Linked DNA regions of Homo sapiens: region 1 is linked to region 2. Evidence: chromatin loops called from intact Hi-C (ENCODE). Cell type or tissue: Calu3. All regions are shown on one strand. Links, peaks and the distances in the headings refer to the core of each region. The heading gives the core; the rest is flanking DNA. Region 1 overlaps MYO3B (myosin IIIB). Region 2 has its middle 54 kb from the start of GAD1-AS1.

What was found. A loop is a pair of places that touch in the nucleus more often than their neighbours do. Peaks named below come from ENCODE experiments on the same cell type or tissue, not always from the same donor. Only the 100,000 strongest peaks of a DNase experiment are listed, where the experiment ranks them.
Region 1: it touches region 2 in a loop (5-fold over the local background); 15 of 110 quality-filtered maps call a loop at or near these places.

What each region holds. Positions count from the first base shown.
Region 1 is chr2:170,319,977-170,328,312 of GRCh38, reverse strand. The region is part of intron 7 of MYO3B (myosin IIIB); the gene reads right to left. Among named protein-coding and RNA genes, the nearest start is that of MYO3B-AS1, 27 kb to the left of the region's middle. RefSeq lists an enhancer at 3,138-3,677. In Calu3, for the core only: no CTCF peak of the experiment used is centred there; a DNase peak (open chromatin) is centred at 3,562.
Region 2 is chr2:170,868,957-170,877,292 of GRCh38, reverse strand. No RefSeq gene overlaps it. Among named protein-coding and RNA genes, the nearest start is that of GAD1-AS1, 54 kb to the right of the region's middle. RefSeq lists an enhancer at 3,630-3,689. In Calu3, for the core only: a CTCF peak has its summit at 3,895 (motif pointing right); a DNase peak (open chromatin) is centred at 3,902.

The DNA of each region.
Region 1 (8,336 bases), core at 74-8,073, 550 kb after region 2:
TGCTGGGTTCCACTTGCAAGAATCTGCTACCTCGTTCCAGTGGTGGGTATCCCTGGGTAATAACCTCAGCATACGTGACACAGACGAAGATATATTCAAAATATGCATATGTGGCCAGTGTGGTGGTTCATGCCTGTAATCCTAGCACTTTGAGAGGCTGAGGCGGGCAGATCACTTCAGCTCAAGAGTTCAAGATCAGCCTGGGCAATACAACAAAACCCTGTCTCTACTAAAAATACAACACTTAGCCAGGCATGGTGGCAGGTGCCTGTAGTATCAGCTACTTGGGAGGCTGAGGCAGGAGGATCGTCTGAACCTGGGAGGTCGGGGCTGCAGTGAGCCGAGATGGAGCCACTGTACTCCAGCCTGGGTGACAAAGTGAGACTGTCTTTCAAATATATATATTTATACATTATATATATATACTATATATAGTGTATATATATATATATGCTAATAATTCCACTAGAGAAAACATTTGAAAAAATTACAGAAATAGTTGGAGGCATTTATAATTAGAAAATAGATGATATGAAAATGAAACAGAAATCAGTATCACAATGCTACATACTATACCGTCATTAAATGTGAAAGATTCGTCCAGGTTAGAAAAGATATCCATGCTAAGTGCTAAATCCACCACAAAGGCACCTCCCAATCAGGGTCAATCCCTTAAAGTAGGGAAAAGGAAGAGAAGAAGAGATGTGTAAGGAGAACATTAGATGGGGAAATGTCTGGAAGAAAGCAAAGACAAAATGCTCCTAGATCACATCTCAGCCTTAGATTACCACTGTCTAAGAAAGGGAAGCTTCTATGATTAATAACTATGATACTTTACAGTAACTGAAGGAATTACCAAAGGTAGTAAGGAGAAAAGCAAAAGCTTGTAGTTAAATTTCAAGCTTGTTGATTCTTCTTTGTTGTTGTTGAGAAGGAGTCTTGCTCTGTCACCCAGGCTGGAGTGCAGTGGCGTGATCTCAGCTCACTTCAATCTCCATCTCCTGGGTTCAAGCGATTCTCCTGCCTCAGCCTCCCGAGTAGTTGGGAATACAGGCATGTGCCATCACACCCAGCTAATTTTTGTATTTTTAGTAGAGACAGGGTTTTACCATGTGGGCCAGGATGGTCTCGATCTCCTGACCTTGTGATCTGCCCGCCTTGGCCTCCCAAAGTGCTGGGATTACAGGCGTGAGCCACCACACCCAGCCTTGTTGATTCTTTTGATTCTGATTCTTAATGACCTGTTTGGTCCTATACCTTAAATAATGCCATTTGCAATGTTAGGCTATAATCACTAAAATGTAAAGTTACTACATTGAATCACCCAGTTCATAATAAACCATTCCTAACCACTATAGTCAGTAAGTGACAGGTGTTCACGTCCTCTGGCTTTCCAGCCCAGCACCAATCTGCTTCAAAGGCCATCCCAGAATATGAAGATTACATGTTTCCCATATCAGGTATTATTACCCCAGGCCTGTGGGAATGACTTGCAGAGGTTTGGGGGTGTCACCAAGCTCTATTAATCCTTGACCACTACCTCAAAATGTAAGTGTTCACAAAAGGCATGAATCACATTTTCTCATTATCTCTAAAGCACATTGGGGTACCTTTCCCTCTACTGTACTCTCCTTACGCAAACACAGGACGCATAAGCAATTCAGCCATGCATGAAGAGTGCAGGAGAAAGTCAAGGACAATAGAAGGTGCCATGTCAATAGAGATGATGGAGGGGACAAGTGGGTGTGTGGCTCGTTGTCTGAGCCAATGTGGTCATTTACTGACATCCATTCTTTAATTTCCTCCTTCAATAAGAACTCGGCAATATCATCAGTTCCAACTGTTATTGTCCAGTGTGTCAGGGAAGTAGACCTTGCCCCAGGACTGGCTAACGACCCTTTTCCTAGGTGGTCCTTCACATATAGAGTGGAAACCACAACCCTGTTCTTTTTCACACACATTTGTAAATGCATAATTTTTTTAAAAAAATTATTATTTTAAAGAGATGTGTTTCAAATAGATCATGTTGTTCTCTAAATGCTTTTCCATCATCAAATTCTGGACTGTTTACATGGGTTCTTTGGAAGTGTGCTCTTTGAAGGTGATCATTACAGTGTGTCTAATGAGAGATGTAGAATCACTCCTCAATTAGATTAGTATTTTAAGAAAAAAAAAAAAAAGCTTTATATGTGTGGTGGGATAAAAACCACAGTGGTATGGGGGAGGGCCGGGGTATAGTTAAAGCCAAAGGTTAAACATGCCGTGCTTATCAATCACTTTTTCTGGTGGCAAGTTATTTTAAAAGAGTTGTTTTATATGAAAATTGTTGGGGAAAGGGGAGTGGCAATAAAAACAGGACTTCTCCCTACCTGGATTCTGAACACGATGAACACAGTCAGCAGATAAGGTCCAAAATAATACCTTTATTATAGATAGAACTGATCTTGGAGAATGTAGCTTTCATCTGCAGGGAGTGGACTTTCTCAAACTGAAAGGCAGAGGTAGAGATAGACTTATCTGGCCAGTCTTGGGACTGGGCTGGACCACCACAGGTACCTCAGTCAGGAACACAGCCTTTGCCCCTGAGCTTAACTACGCTGAGAGCAATCAAGCAGGCAGGCTAACTTCCAGAAGAAAGCAGAAGGGAAAGAGCAGGACCATGCACGACCAGTTCCTCCCCAAACTCACCATCTGCATACATCACTTCTCATCCTCTAGCATCTATCAGTTTGGGTCCAATCAAAAGACGGAAACCACACCAGAAATTTGAACAAAGAAAATTTAATATAAAGAATGTTTAACTTAGGCCAGGCGTAGTGGCTCACGCCTGTAATCCCAGCACTTTGGGAGGCTGAGGCGGGTGGATCACCTGAGGTCAGGAGTTCAAGACCAGCCTGGTCAACATGGTGAAACCCCGTCTCTACTAAAAATACAAAAATTAGCCGGACATGGTGGTGGGTGCCTGTAATCCCAGCTACTTGGGAGGCTGAAGCAGGAGAATTGCTTGAACCTGGGAGGCGGAGGTTGCAGTGAGCCAAGATTGTACCAGTGCACTCCAGCCTGGGCAACAAAGCGAGACTCCATCTCAAAAAAAAACCAAACCAAACAGAACAAAAAAGAATGTTTAACTTGTAACAGCGGATTAGATACTAAGGAGTAAAGAGAGTTCTAAAGAATACAGATATAGCAGGTATTGGAAGCAGCTGCTACCTCTACTGAGATGGAGTACCCAAGAAGAAACAAATTTGGAAGAGCCCCTGCCCCCAAACCCAAGCCTGAGATTCAGGCCTCAGTGGAAAGGCTATCACTATGGGCCTCCGTGGTGAAGTTCTCTGAGGTGAGACAAGCCAGGGCTGGCAAGCATAAGACCACCTGCTGGGGTGCCTTTGAAATTCATTGAGAAGCCACCAGATTAGGTGCCAGAAGAATTCGCTGGAGGGTGAGCACCACAGGGTGTCCCAAATGCCACTGAGAGCCAAAGGCCACAGAAGCAATTAGGAAAAAGCACACTGAAACCTGCAAGAGCGTTCTTTCCTCCTGCAGTGGCCTTCTAGTGCCCTCTGCTGACAAAGCTTAATATCTGCCACATGGCAAAGAAGAAATGTTCACCAAGTCCACTCCAGCATCACAAAGCAGAGCAAAGGGTAGATTCAGCGCTGAAAAGTGCAGGAACGAAGTGAATTAGAAAACAGAGAGAGGCCAGGAATGTTACAACGCTCTTTAAAAAAAGACAAAAAACCAGCTTCTAAGGAATTTCAATTTGGGGCTTGCAATAGGCAACTTCAAGCTATCGTCAACTGACTGAGTCCAGTCTCCTCCGACATTAGGAGCACTTGCATATATTTGAGAGATAAAGAAGAGATTATAGAAACCCTCTTCCCCTACTTAAAAAGACATGTCTTGTGATGGGCATGAAATTTCCTCATTAAGACTCATAGTTTTTCAATCCAGAAGTTCCTTATTTGAAATGGGAATGTTCTGTGAGGCATCCTTTTGTAAACCTTTATTGACCAAAACTTCCTTGGGATAAATGACAGTCAAGAATAAAAATGTAGAAAAAGGGATCCAGCAAAGGGGCCAGTGAGGGGAAAGGGCCACAAATACAGACTTAATCTCTTTATGGGTTTCCGTTCCTATGATTCCAATGTTGTATGAGCTGAAAAAGTGAAGAGTCAGGTGGCATGGCACCTTTCTGACTCTTTCCTGTCGCTCTGCCTCTAGGATTTCGCCCAACATAGAAAGGTAAAGGAACCAGTGAAAGTCCACGTGATTCGAAGCTCTTTTGCCAGGATCATGGCCATAAAAGGGGAACTCCTTTTTCTTCTGGGCCCCAATTTCTCACCAACTCAGTCATGAGTGCTAAGTCAAAGATAGGGAGTCAGCCAAAGGGAGCTGATTCATGGGTCTCCCCCTGGCTCTTTTAGGTCCAGTCAGGAACCCAAGACTTTCCTATAAGCTGGACCATTTTTCTGCAGTCTAATATTTCTGAAGCCTGAGTCATTCATGATAATAATAACAACAGCTAACAATAATAAGTTATTAGATAATAATAACTCACTTCTTGAGTACTTACTATGTGAAAGCACTGTGCTAATAATGTGCTGATTTAATCCTCACATAAACCCTATGAGGAAGATAAACAAGTCTGTTTTAGAGATAAGAAAACAGAGGCTTAGAGAAGTTCAGAAGCTGGTAATGGTGCGGCCGAGCTTCAAATGCAGGCAGCCCAATTCCAAAGTCCACAATTACAACCATCTTGTTTCTGCATTTGGGATTTATTCTTGATTAATGAGACACCACTTCTTTAGATTCTGCTAGAGCATTTTATATCATATTAATGGGGAATCCAGGCCTGATATGATAAGCCAGTTGCCCTTCTGACATCCTATCAACTTAAGCATCAACTCAAGCATATTATTCTTCAGTTCATCCTATCAACTTAAGCATTAGCATTCTTCAGATTATAAGACACTAGCAAGCAAATCCAAAGAACATTTTGTTTGAGATGCTGAATGATCAGCGATAGAGTATGAGCTGAGAATGTTTTCATCTGTTGAGTTTTACGTGTTTTCTGTCATTTAGCTCCCTCCAAAGTCACAGCTGGTAAAACCAAATGGGTCATTTTACCACAATAAGACCAACGTCACAGTTCAACAAGCACCATTTGTCCTCTAAGGCAAAGCCATGCACCTAATTATGACACACTGTTAATAAATTTGTAATAGACAAAAAGAAATTGACTACTATGGATTTTTTTTTCCTCAACAAAGCAAAACCATTTAAAGGGCAGATTGTGCATCTATTTCTTCTTTTATTGTTTCCATAAAGTTAGCATTATATTCTAGACAGAAAAAATCAGGGCAGACCTCAGATGAACAGATTGTACCATCAGATCCTACCACATTGTCTCTAATGGGGGAAATTAGCAGCTGAACATCAACACCTGTCACCATGAGCAGACCCTGGCACACACACCAGGTAGGAAGGCTGTACAGTTCCTTAGAGCAATCTGAGCCTGGATCACCAGAGACCATGTGCATGCCAATGCCCACAGAAGCATAGGCTGACAGGCTCCATTTAAAGTCAGGTGGATATATGAAATGCCAGAGGAGATGTAGTAGCAGTTCCTGAGGAAGACTGGTTATCAACAACAGTGAGCGCTACAAAGGCTTTATAGAGATCGTACTAACTGCAAGAATAGAATCACACACATGGGCAGAGAGGCCCCAGCAGTAACTACCGAACATTCGTCCTCTTTCAAGGGCAAAAGACACCACAGCAGCACCCCCTCTCACACCTGGATGGCTTGGGTCATGTCTCCACTGAGCCAGAATATGGCCAATTGTTTTCACCAACCTCAAGATCAATTGCAATAATTGCTACTGAATGGATTATGCTGCGGGTCCTGGCAGTTTGTAAGGGGGCCTAACTGAGCAAGCACACATTTATTTTTCTGACATTGTAAGCATGTCTTCTCTTTAAAAGGGCTTTGGACATTTTTTCCTACCCGGTTGCCTAGCAACCTTTTGAGGGGACAGAAATAGGAAGGAGGATACTGGAGACTAATAGATAAGTGTTTATTTCGTAGATTTCTTTTTCAAAAATCAATCTGTTGTCACTTCCTGGGGTGGGAGTGGGGTGAAGGTGGAGGAACTGTGCTATATTATAGTGCTGCTACTCTTTTTTTTTTTTTTTTTTTCGAGACGGAGTCTCGCTCTTTCACCAGGCTGGAGCACAGTGGCGTGATCTTGGCTCACTGCAACCTCCACCTCCCGGGTTCAAGCAATTCTCCTGCCTCAGCCTCCTGAGTACCTGGGATTACAGGCACGTGCCACCACGCCCAGCTAATTTTGGTATTTTTAGTAGATACGGGGTTTCACCGTGTTGGCCAGGATGGTCTCAATCTCCTGACCTCAAAATCCACCCGCCTCGGCCTCCCAGAGTGCTGGGATTACAGGTATGAGCCACTGCACCCGGCCTACTCTTCTAGCAGGAACACACAGTGCCAGCAAGTGTATTTACACAAGAATTTTCAGAAACTGGGGAAGTGTATCACTGATACTGCATCTTAATTAAGATGAAAAATAAATACATCAACATTAAGTCATCAGAAACACACTGAGTATTCAGGCATGTCCCAGACATGCCTGAGAAGAAACTGTAATCTCTCTCACTTCACTCTAGTTGTGAATGACTAGTGAATAATGCTGCATTCTTGTCTGTCTGGTCTCCTTCTTTTCACTAAATTATATTTTCCTAGAAAAAGGACCCTTTCATTAAGGTGTTCAAGTTCATTCGCAAGGAACTAAGATAAGTAGTTCTTTTAACTTCCTCTGTATCTGTAGTTACTTCCCTCTTTTTATTTTTTGTATATTTAAACTTTCTCTCTTTTTTCTTGATTAGGTTAGTTAATAAACGATCTATTTTATTATTTTTGTCCCGAAAAAGCTCATGATTTATATATTGGTTCTACTATGTTTCTACATTCTGCTTCAGTAATTTCTACTTCTATTTTATTAAATCCTTTCTTATGTTTTATTTAGATTTTTTAAAATTGTAATTTCTTGGGTGGAAAGCTTAATTCATTTGCTTTCATTCTTTCTGGATCATTAATATAGGTATTCAGGGCTATGAATTTGCCTCTAATCCCTGCTTTAACTATTTTCCATTAATTCTGACATGGAGTTTTCTTGTTTGTTTCTCGATTTTTTTAGCAGATGGGGTATCATTATGTTGCCCGGGCTGGACTAGAGTGGCTATTCAAAGGCATGATCATAGGGCACTACAGCCTTGAAATGCTGGACCCAAGTGATCTTACCGCCTCAGCATCCCAAGTAGTTGGGACTACAGGTGCATGACACTGCACCCAGCTTGGTTATACAGTACTTTGAAAATTGTTATTTTCTATGTATTCTTCAATTTCCATTTTGATTTTTTTCACCTGACCTGTTAAAGATGGTTTTGTTTTTTCATACCTAGGTGGTAAGGACTTTTTGTTTTCTATGTTTGTTTGTTTATTTCCAGTTGTAATGCATTGTGGTCAGAGAATGTTGTCTGTACTACTTACATTTTTGAAATTTGAGAATGTCTCTGTAGACTTCATAGCAGGTATAAGCACATATATATATGTAAATAATATTTACATATGACATACATAACATATATCATAAATATATAATTATATTTAAAACTAAGTGTATACCAATCGATATCTCAAGCCCTGTCCTTGAAATTAGAGGATGCATCTCTTTTCAAGTGCCCATGAAACATTCACAAAAACATACACTGTTGCTTATTTTTATATCTATCTTAATTTTTAAATCTATTTCTCACAAAATGAGATAGGTTCATTAAATAACTTTTGCAACCAATGTACATCTCCTTGTATTTTTCATAGCTTCTGCTTTATGAACGTGATGCCACAAATAAATATACTTCTTATATTTTCATTATAAAATAGCATCTGGCCAGACACAGTGTTTCACACCTGTAATCCCAACATTTTGGAAGAACTGGGGTGGGAAGATCGCTTGAGCCCAAGAGTTCAAGATCAGCTTGGGCAACACAGTGAGAACTTGTCTCCACAAAAAATAAACTAAAAATAAATTATCCGGGCATTGTGGCGCATGCTTGTAGTCCCAGCTACTTGGGGCGGGGGAGGGCTGAGAAAATGAGAAAAATATATTTAAAGAATCTTTCATATTAACCCACATCTATGCCGTTTCCTGTGCTCTTTATTTCTTACTGTGGACTTCAGTTACCATTTCTATTCAACCTGAAGGACAACCTTTAGTATTTCTTGTAAGGCGGGTTGGCTAGCAACAAGTTCTCTCAAC
Region 2 (8,336 bases), core at 324-8,323:
GCGGCAGGTGAACTGTGGGTTCTGGAGCTGGACTGCCTGGGTTTGCATCAACCCTGACACTCAAGAACTTGTAACCTTGGACAAGTTACTTATCTTGATGCCACTCAGTCTCCTCATCCATAAAATGAGGACAATAGTACCCGCCTTATAGGTTGCTGTGAAGATTTCATGAGTTCATACAAGTCGAGTGCTAGACTCACAGTGAGCACTCAGTGATAACTATTAGTATCATTAGAAAAGTTTGATGTTTCTTCTTGTATTGAGTTGCAGTCTTCCTCTCTGTAACTTATATGTTCATTTGCTTTAGCTTTACTCTCTGGAACTGCTAACACCCTTCAAAGAGCAATCATTTCCTCTCCCCGTCCTCAAGTCATATCCAAATGAAAAATCCCCAGTGTGTTCAAATATTCCCATGGGGCATCTTATAAGCACCTTCTCATCCAGTTGCTTTTTGTTGAGCTCTGTCAATATTGTTTGACCACCTGCTCTTTCCCAGGTGGTTCCCAGAATTGCACATTGTCCTCCAGATATGGCCCAAGCAGAGTGAGAGCAATGAGGCTATTATCATTCTGTGCTGCACTATATACTCTGAGGTGTCTGGTCACAGATTTCATTAAGTGCTTTGGTGGCCAAGTCACATTGCGAGCTCATCCACTAAAATCTCCTAGCCTTTCCTTTTATTTTTCTTTTTACCTGAACTTTAAGCCTTATCATGCTCATCCTGTGTTGTATAGTTGATGTATTTCAATGTTTGTACACATCTACATACCTGTCTTGTGAATCTATTAACATTATATGTCATTAGGCAAAAAATGAAGAAATCTTTTGCATTTGTGTTGAGACAGTTTTCATTTCTTTTACCTTTTTTTTTTTTTTTTTTTGAGACAAGGTCTCACTGTGTTGCCCATGCTGGAGTGCAGTGGCATAATCATAGCTCACTGAAATCTTGAACTCCTAGGCTCAAGGGATCCTCCGCCTCAGCCTCCCAAATGCTGGAATTACAGTCATGAGCCCAACCATTTCTTACTTTTGAAACAGGATGTTGAGTGAGAACTGTTTCTGGAGCCCAGGAATTGCTGACTGGGGCTCAAAGATGAGGACAAAGGTTTACGTACCTCATGTTCTAAAGACAGCCACCAACCGTTGGGTTAGGCGCCTCCCTTGGGAGTATTAAGCTGTGCCTTAACTGGCTTTCCTACTTGCATCCATCATTCAAGCCCTCATCCCTGTGAGCCGTGCAATGATTTTTGCAAGGAACATTGCTTTAGTGAAGGGGAGGGAATGCCCGTCCCCCTCCAAGCTAAATAATGGGAGACGACTTCTAAGCAATTTACTCATAGATAGTGGGGAAGCTTGAAAAGGGGGGATTTAGATATTTTATTCTCTTGCTGTCTTTCTGGTTAGGGAGTAGACATGTGAATTTGTTCTGTGCCTTTCTAAGCAGGGGAAATGAAAATGAAAGAACAATGTCAGGGTCAAACGAGGAGGATGAACGTGGAGCAGGATTCAATCCCACTGGCTGGTGTGGCAAGGATGTATGATATTCGCGTTGGTCAAACGGACCCTGAGGAGGGTAAAGGAGGTTGGGCCAAGAAGGCTGGCAGGAGCCAAGGGGGATTGAGAGAGGCTGGGCCAGAGCTGGAACTCTTACATGGGCAATAGTGCAGTAGGGAGACTCCCTGCTAAGAGCCCTCTGAAGACCTCATGCACCCAAGAGAGCCAGAGATGCAGGACAGCCACGGGACAAGGCCACAACACCGCCCAGTGAAGTAGGAGACACCTGTCCCTTTCTCTCTTCTTCCTCCCCCGACTCAACCTCCCAGAGGAGCTAGAGCCCACAGGAGCCTGTGTCCTGTGGAGACGGTATCTCAAGGGCAGACTGTGCCGCAGCCACCCCATCCAGAAGATATGGGGGAAGAAGGGTAAAAGAGTCATTCATGTCACACCCTCCACTCAGTTCCCTGCAGTTACAAGCTCTCAGGTGATGAGGGGAGGGAATGCTTTCAATCAGATATGATGTTGGAACCTTAAATTAAATAGACTTTTCATAACTAAGAGTGACCAGGAAGCTGAAGAAACACCCAAGATATTATTAGAGTACCTGTTATCCAGTAGGCAGTAAGATGTATCTTCATATAGTTGAAGGCAGTGGTTAGAGAAAAATAGAACCATTTCAAATTTGTTTGAGTTGAGAGTGTTTAAATAAACAAATAAATAAATATAATTTTCCTAAGACACGGTCTTGCTCTGTCACCCAGGCTGGATTGCAGTGGTGCAATAGCTCACTGCAGCCTTCACCTCCCAGACTCAAGTGATCCTACCACCTCAGCCTCTCAAGTAGCTGGCATTACAGGCACATGCTACCAGGCCCAGCTAATTTTTTTAAAAAAGTTTTGTAGCAATAGATTATCACTATGTTGCCCAGGCTGGTCTTGAAATCACGGGCTCAAGTGAACCTCCCACCTCAGCCTCCCAACTGCTGTGGAGAGTGTTTGCCCAAGAGGCTATGCCATGTAACTTTTGAGTCACCCTCCATTCCAGCTAACTCAGTTAGGGTTGGTCTTAGTTTTCCATTGCTGTTTGACAGACTATCATAAATTGGGAAATTTACAGCACATCCATTTATTCTCTTACGGTTCAGTGGGTCAGAAATCTGGGCTGGCTTGGCTGGACTCACTGCCTAGATGCGCATGCTCCCGAGGCCGGGCTCCCATTGCCAGGCTTCGCTGGGAGACGTGCCTCCAAGCTCATTCAGGTTGCTGGCCGAATCCAGTTCCTCGCAGCGGTAGGTCTGAAGTCCTTGCTTCCTTGCTGACTTTCGGTCTGGCATTGTCCCAGCTCCTTGAGGCCACTGCACTAGTATTCCTTTTTTTTTTTTTTTTTTGAGACAGAGTCTCGCTCTGTCGCCCAGGCTGGAGTGCAGTGGCGCGATCTGGGCTCACTGCAAGCTCTGCCTCCCGGGTTCACACCATTCTTCTGCCTCAGCCTCCCGAGTAGCTGGGACTACAGGCGCCTGCCAGCACGCCCGGCTAATTTTTTGTATTTTTAGTAGAGACGGGGTTTCATGTGTTAGCCAGAATGGTCAAAATCTCCTGACCTCGTGATCCACCCGCCTCGGCCTCCCAAAGTGCTGGGATTACAGGCGTGAGCCACCACGCCCGGCCACCAATATTCCTTTTTACGTGGTCCCCTTCATCTGCAAAACAGCAGCCGTGCACTGACTTCTCATTCTGCCATGCCTGAGTCCTTCTGCCTTTAAGGACTCAAGTGATGACCCTGGGCCTGCCTGCATGATCCAGGCTAACCTCCCTATCTGAAGGTCAACTGATTGGTAAACTTATGTTCAATATTCCTTATATCCAGACTTTCTCGGGCCCCAGAAGTCTTCTCCAGGCCCACAAAGGCACACACAGTAGTATAAAATATAGCATGGATCAGAGGAGAGCTATTTCCTGCCTAGAATGAACCTCACCACTGCATGTCTGCAGGCTGGTGCTACTGTCTTGAATAGTGATGACCTTCTAAGCATTAGACCTCTGTTTTGAGGACCACTGAGTTCCAACTCGCCTCATCAGATACCCTAGATTCCAGATCCTTGGTGTTGCTGGAACCCTGGCCAGTCCTTGGCCTCTCTAGTTCCTGACTCCTGGCTGGCATGCGGCAGCCAGGACTCCCCTTTGCTCTGTCCCACCTCTTGGGGCTCCCTGGTTCTCCCGAGCCACCTTCCGTCAGTCCTGATCAGCTGCTGCTTCTGCCCCAAAAGTGATGGGCAACCTTCGAGGAGCTAAAGCGCTGTCTACACTCCTGCACTGGGCAGGTGAAGTAAGGGCGACGTGAAATGTCAACTCTGGCTGACCCCAGCTGCCGGCTGAGTGTCAGCTGGTTGTTTGCCCACTAGGTGGCGTCTGTGGAGCCTGAGGAGACAATGAGGGCTTTCCTGTTAAAAACGCACAAAGGAAGCGTTCTTTTGCTTTTCTTTTTCCTGTTTATTCCACTCACCAGCATCACGGCCCCCACTACTCTAAAAGTAACACTAAAACAAGGCGCCTTTCTAAGTCTCCCTCCCAAGGGGATTGCAGCTTCTTTCAGACCCCCCTGACTAGAGTAAGACAAGAAGTCTGTGCTTTCCCCAGTTTGCCATTAGGTTGTAATTGGAGTCCACTGAGCACCAGTTAACTCTCACCTCCTCCCACCCCTTTCTTTCAGCTGATTTTCTCCAAGGCCCACAAGTAAGAAGTTAAGCCATAGATTTCCTTTTCTTTTCTTTCCTTCTTCTTTCTCCCTTTGTCTCTCTCTCCCTCTTTTTTTCTTTCAAGTTTGCTCCATTTTAAATTTACTTTGGAAGGAGGAGCAGTAGGAGAAGAAAATCTCTACTATCAATTAAGCGGGATTTAACACAGGGCCTATGCAGTGCACGAGTGTCTACGCAGGCGGAGGGCATGGTGTGGCCTAAGAAGTGAGAGGTTACAAGGATTTGCTCCATGAAATAAAAACTAAAGCTAATGCCTATCAAATACATTGCCATTTCCAGGGAATGCAAAGCAGTTTGTACTTTAAAAGTGAGTTTTATTTTATTCATTTGTAGAGACAGGGTCTCGCTATATTGCCCAGGCTGGTCTCGAACTCTTGGCTTCAAGTGATCCTCCTGCCCCAGTTTCCCAAAGTGCTGAGACTACAGGTGTGAGCCACAACACACAGAAAAAAGTGAGTTTTTAGATCAGCTTGAAGGGAGGAGAGATTGGAGTTTTGCCTCCGGTCTCCTTTTTCCCATCTTTCCCCAGGCCACATCTGCATGGAAGGAAAAATAGGGTTACAACATTAGTAGTAAAAACCTATTTATTCAGGCTACCCCGTATGCATTATCTGAGGAAACTCCAGGTATGCTTTTCTGGTGATCTATTACATGGCATGGTGACTGACTATAGTTAATAATAATGTATCGCATATTTCTAAATAGCTAAAGGAATGAATTTTAAATGTTTTACCACAAAGAAACAAAAAATATTTGAAGTGATGGATAAGTTAATCAGCCTGATTTGATCATTCCACAATGTACACATGTATCAAAACATCACATTATACCCCATAAATATATATAATTATTATTTGTCAGTTAAGAAGAAAATAAAACTTAAAAAAACCAAAGGCCCAGGTGGGGATGCCGTGCCCTCAGGCACCACGAGAAATTCACCATTTCTTTCAGCCCTGCCGGGAGGCATTCTCCAGCTCTTGCTGTGATGTGCCAAAGGTCCCCCGGGCTGCACAGTGGCCCAACATGGGAGATGCTCTTCTAGGTCTGCAGGCCATGCTCCACTGTTCACTTCACTAACACCATGCCCTGGCATCATGGAGCCATTGCCTTGATTGGACCCCACAGCCTGTCCTTTCACTCCTTCCTTTCAGTGTGTAAGAACATAGAAATCTAGTCGAAGTTCTTTGTCCTTCTCTGCTCATAAAATGGTTGAGTCTACTTTGGGCCCTTTTCTTTGTTTTTGTTCTCTGAAGTTATCTGGGGGAAAATATTCACAATCAAGCTTGTTTTTCCCTAATAGGAAAGAGTAAGGCAGCTTGACTACTATCAGGAGAAAATAAGATCCTTGGTACTGGTCCAGCACGGCGGCCCATGCCTATAATTCCTGCACTTTGGGAGGCCAAGGTGAGAGGATTGCTTGAGCTCAGGGGTTTGGAATCAGCCAGGGCAACACAGCGAAACCCTGTCTCTACAAACAATACAAAAAATTAGCCGGGTGTGGTGGTGTGTGCCTGTAGTCTCAGCTACTCGGGAGGCTGAGCAGAGAGGATCACTTGAGCCCAGGAGGTCAAGGCTGCAATGAACCATAATTGCACCACTGTACTCCAGCCTGTGCAACAGAGTGAGGCCCTGCCTAAAAAAAAAAAAAAAAAAAAAAATACGGCCAGGTGTGGTGGCTCATGTCTGTAATCCCAGCAGTTTGGGAGGCCAAGGCGGGTGGATCACCTGAGGTCAGGAGTTCAAGCAGCCTGGCCAACATAGTGAAACCCTGTCTCTACTAAAAATACAAAAATTAGTCTCCACTAAAAATACAAAAATTAGTCAAAAATTAGCTTGGTGGCATGTGCCTGTAATCCCTGCTACTCAGGAGGCTGAGGCAGGAGAATTGCTTGAACCTGGGAGGTGGAAGTTGCAGTGAGCCGAGATTGAGCCACTGCACTCCAGCCTGGGCAACAGAGCAAGACTCCGTGCCCCTCCACCCCCAAAAAAGAAGATCCCTGGTGCTTATTCTGCCATTATTGTAAATTAGTTGTAAACATTTTTGTACAATCCTAACTGGGTGGGGTAAAACATAAACTGGTTTTATTTGTCTTTGTCTCCTTTCCAGATTATTATCTCTTTCTCATTAGGTAGTGGACCCCTTAGCACCACCACCAGCTTAGATTCCGTAACTTCATGAACACCCTTGATTATTAAAGATGTTCCAGCTTCTCAAAGCTGTCTATTTTCCCATCTTGTCAGGCTTATGGCTCAAAGGAACTGCAGTGGTCAGGACAGGGCTGTGAACTGCTCTGGTCCTCTCCCAACCTCTCCACCTTCCCTCAGAGTGGAAGGGCTATATCACCTCTGGGATGCTGCCTCCTCTTCATCCTCCAGGCTCTAGCTGCAATGGGGTGTTGGACCCCAACTCACAACCCTAGCAAATCTCTTCTCTCTTCTCTGAGAAGGTGGTGGGGTTGTGGGGCTGGTTCGAGGCTATGGCTGGTGTTAGAAGGGCCAGCTCGGCCAGACGTGGTGGCTTACACCTGCAATCCCAGCACTTTGGGAGACCGAGGCAGGCGGATCACCTGAGGTCAGGAGTTCGAGACCAGCCTGACCAACATGGTGAAATCCCGTCTCTACTAAAAATACAAAAACCAGCCGGGCGTGGTGGCATGCGCCTGCAGTCCCAGCTACTCAGGAGGCTGAGGCAGGAGAATCGCTTGAACCCGGGAGGCAGAGATTGCAGTGAGCCGAGATCGCACCACTGTACTCCAGCCTGGGCAACAGAGTGAGACTCCATCTCAAAAAACAAAAAGAAGGGCCAGCTCAACGCCCACCCCACCCCACCCCACCCCACCCCACCCAGTAAGCTGTGAGCGTGGTGAGCATCCCAATGGTCAGCCGCTTTCTTTAGAATGTGGGGTACTTACTGCCTTTTTGTCTCCAGCATTGGATCCTAAGCACCAATTTTGGGGCAAACAGAAAATCCCACTCATTAACCTGCTACAAAGTAGAATGCCATTCCTCATGCCCTCTTCTTTCCCCCGCTGTGTTAGGCCACCAGACCCCACCTCCATCATTGGGGATTACATTTCAACGTGAGATTTGCAGGGAACAAACATCCAAACCATATCACCCACACACAGTTTCTTTGAGGGCTCCCCAGAGGAATACCTGAGACTGCATAATTTATAAAGAAAAGAGGTTTAACTGGCTCACAGTTCTGCAGGCTATACAAGCATGGTGCCAGTATCTGCTCTGCTTCTGGTGAGGCCTCAGGAAGCTTGTACAGCCTGCAGTACTGGTCTGGGGCTTCATGATCTCACCTCAGGAATCTCATCAGCCTGTCTAGGGTCAGGTGTCCATCCGTTTTGCCCAGAGGATTAGAATGCCTTGATTGACCACACTTGAGTTGGGTGACTATCTCTGGAATCAGAAGGTGAGCTCATCCCTTTACTTTCATTGGGAAAGAATGAAGAAAGAATATTTTCTCAAAGAAAAATGAAGGCGATATGACCAGAAGAAGAAACAATAGATGCCTGGCAGGCATAAAACACAAATGTCCATTATGGAGAACGAGGGAACCGGGAATAGGAATTTTGAAGTGGTTTTATTGGAATATTAAAGCAACCTTGCATACCACATTTATTTTAAAGAATTCCACTTTTCAGCCAAAAATATAGTGAGATTTTCTTTATAAATTTGCTTTATATCATTTGCTCAGATTAAAGGATTTAAGATTCTGGCAGGTACATTTTGATGCATGTATCTGGTATCCTTTATGTGTAAGAGATAACAGAGTCATAATGCCTAGAGGCAGAGCCCTGGGGTGTGACTGGAACATTTCCTGTTTAACAAAGTCTGTTTTATCTAAGAGTTACTGTTGCCATCCTCAAAGCAGCAAATCACCTGGATCATTGTGCTTTCAAACCAGCCTCAGAAATGATGCCCACGAAGCAGACAAAGTTAGAGAGCTCCTTCTAGAGAGGGGCTATTAATAGGCTTCAATAAGGAAAAGTTCAAACACATGCAGATCAGGAAAAAAGAAAATGACCCAAATGAAAGGTCTGAGATGTAAGAGGGAATCATGCACAAACGCAGT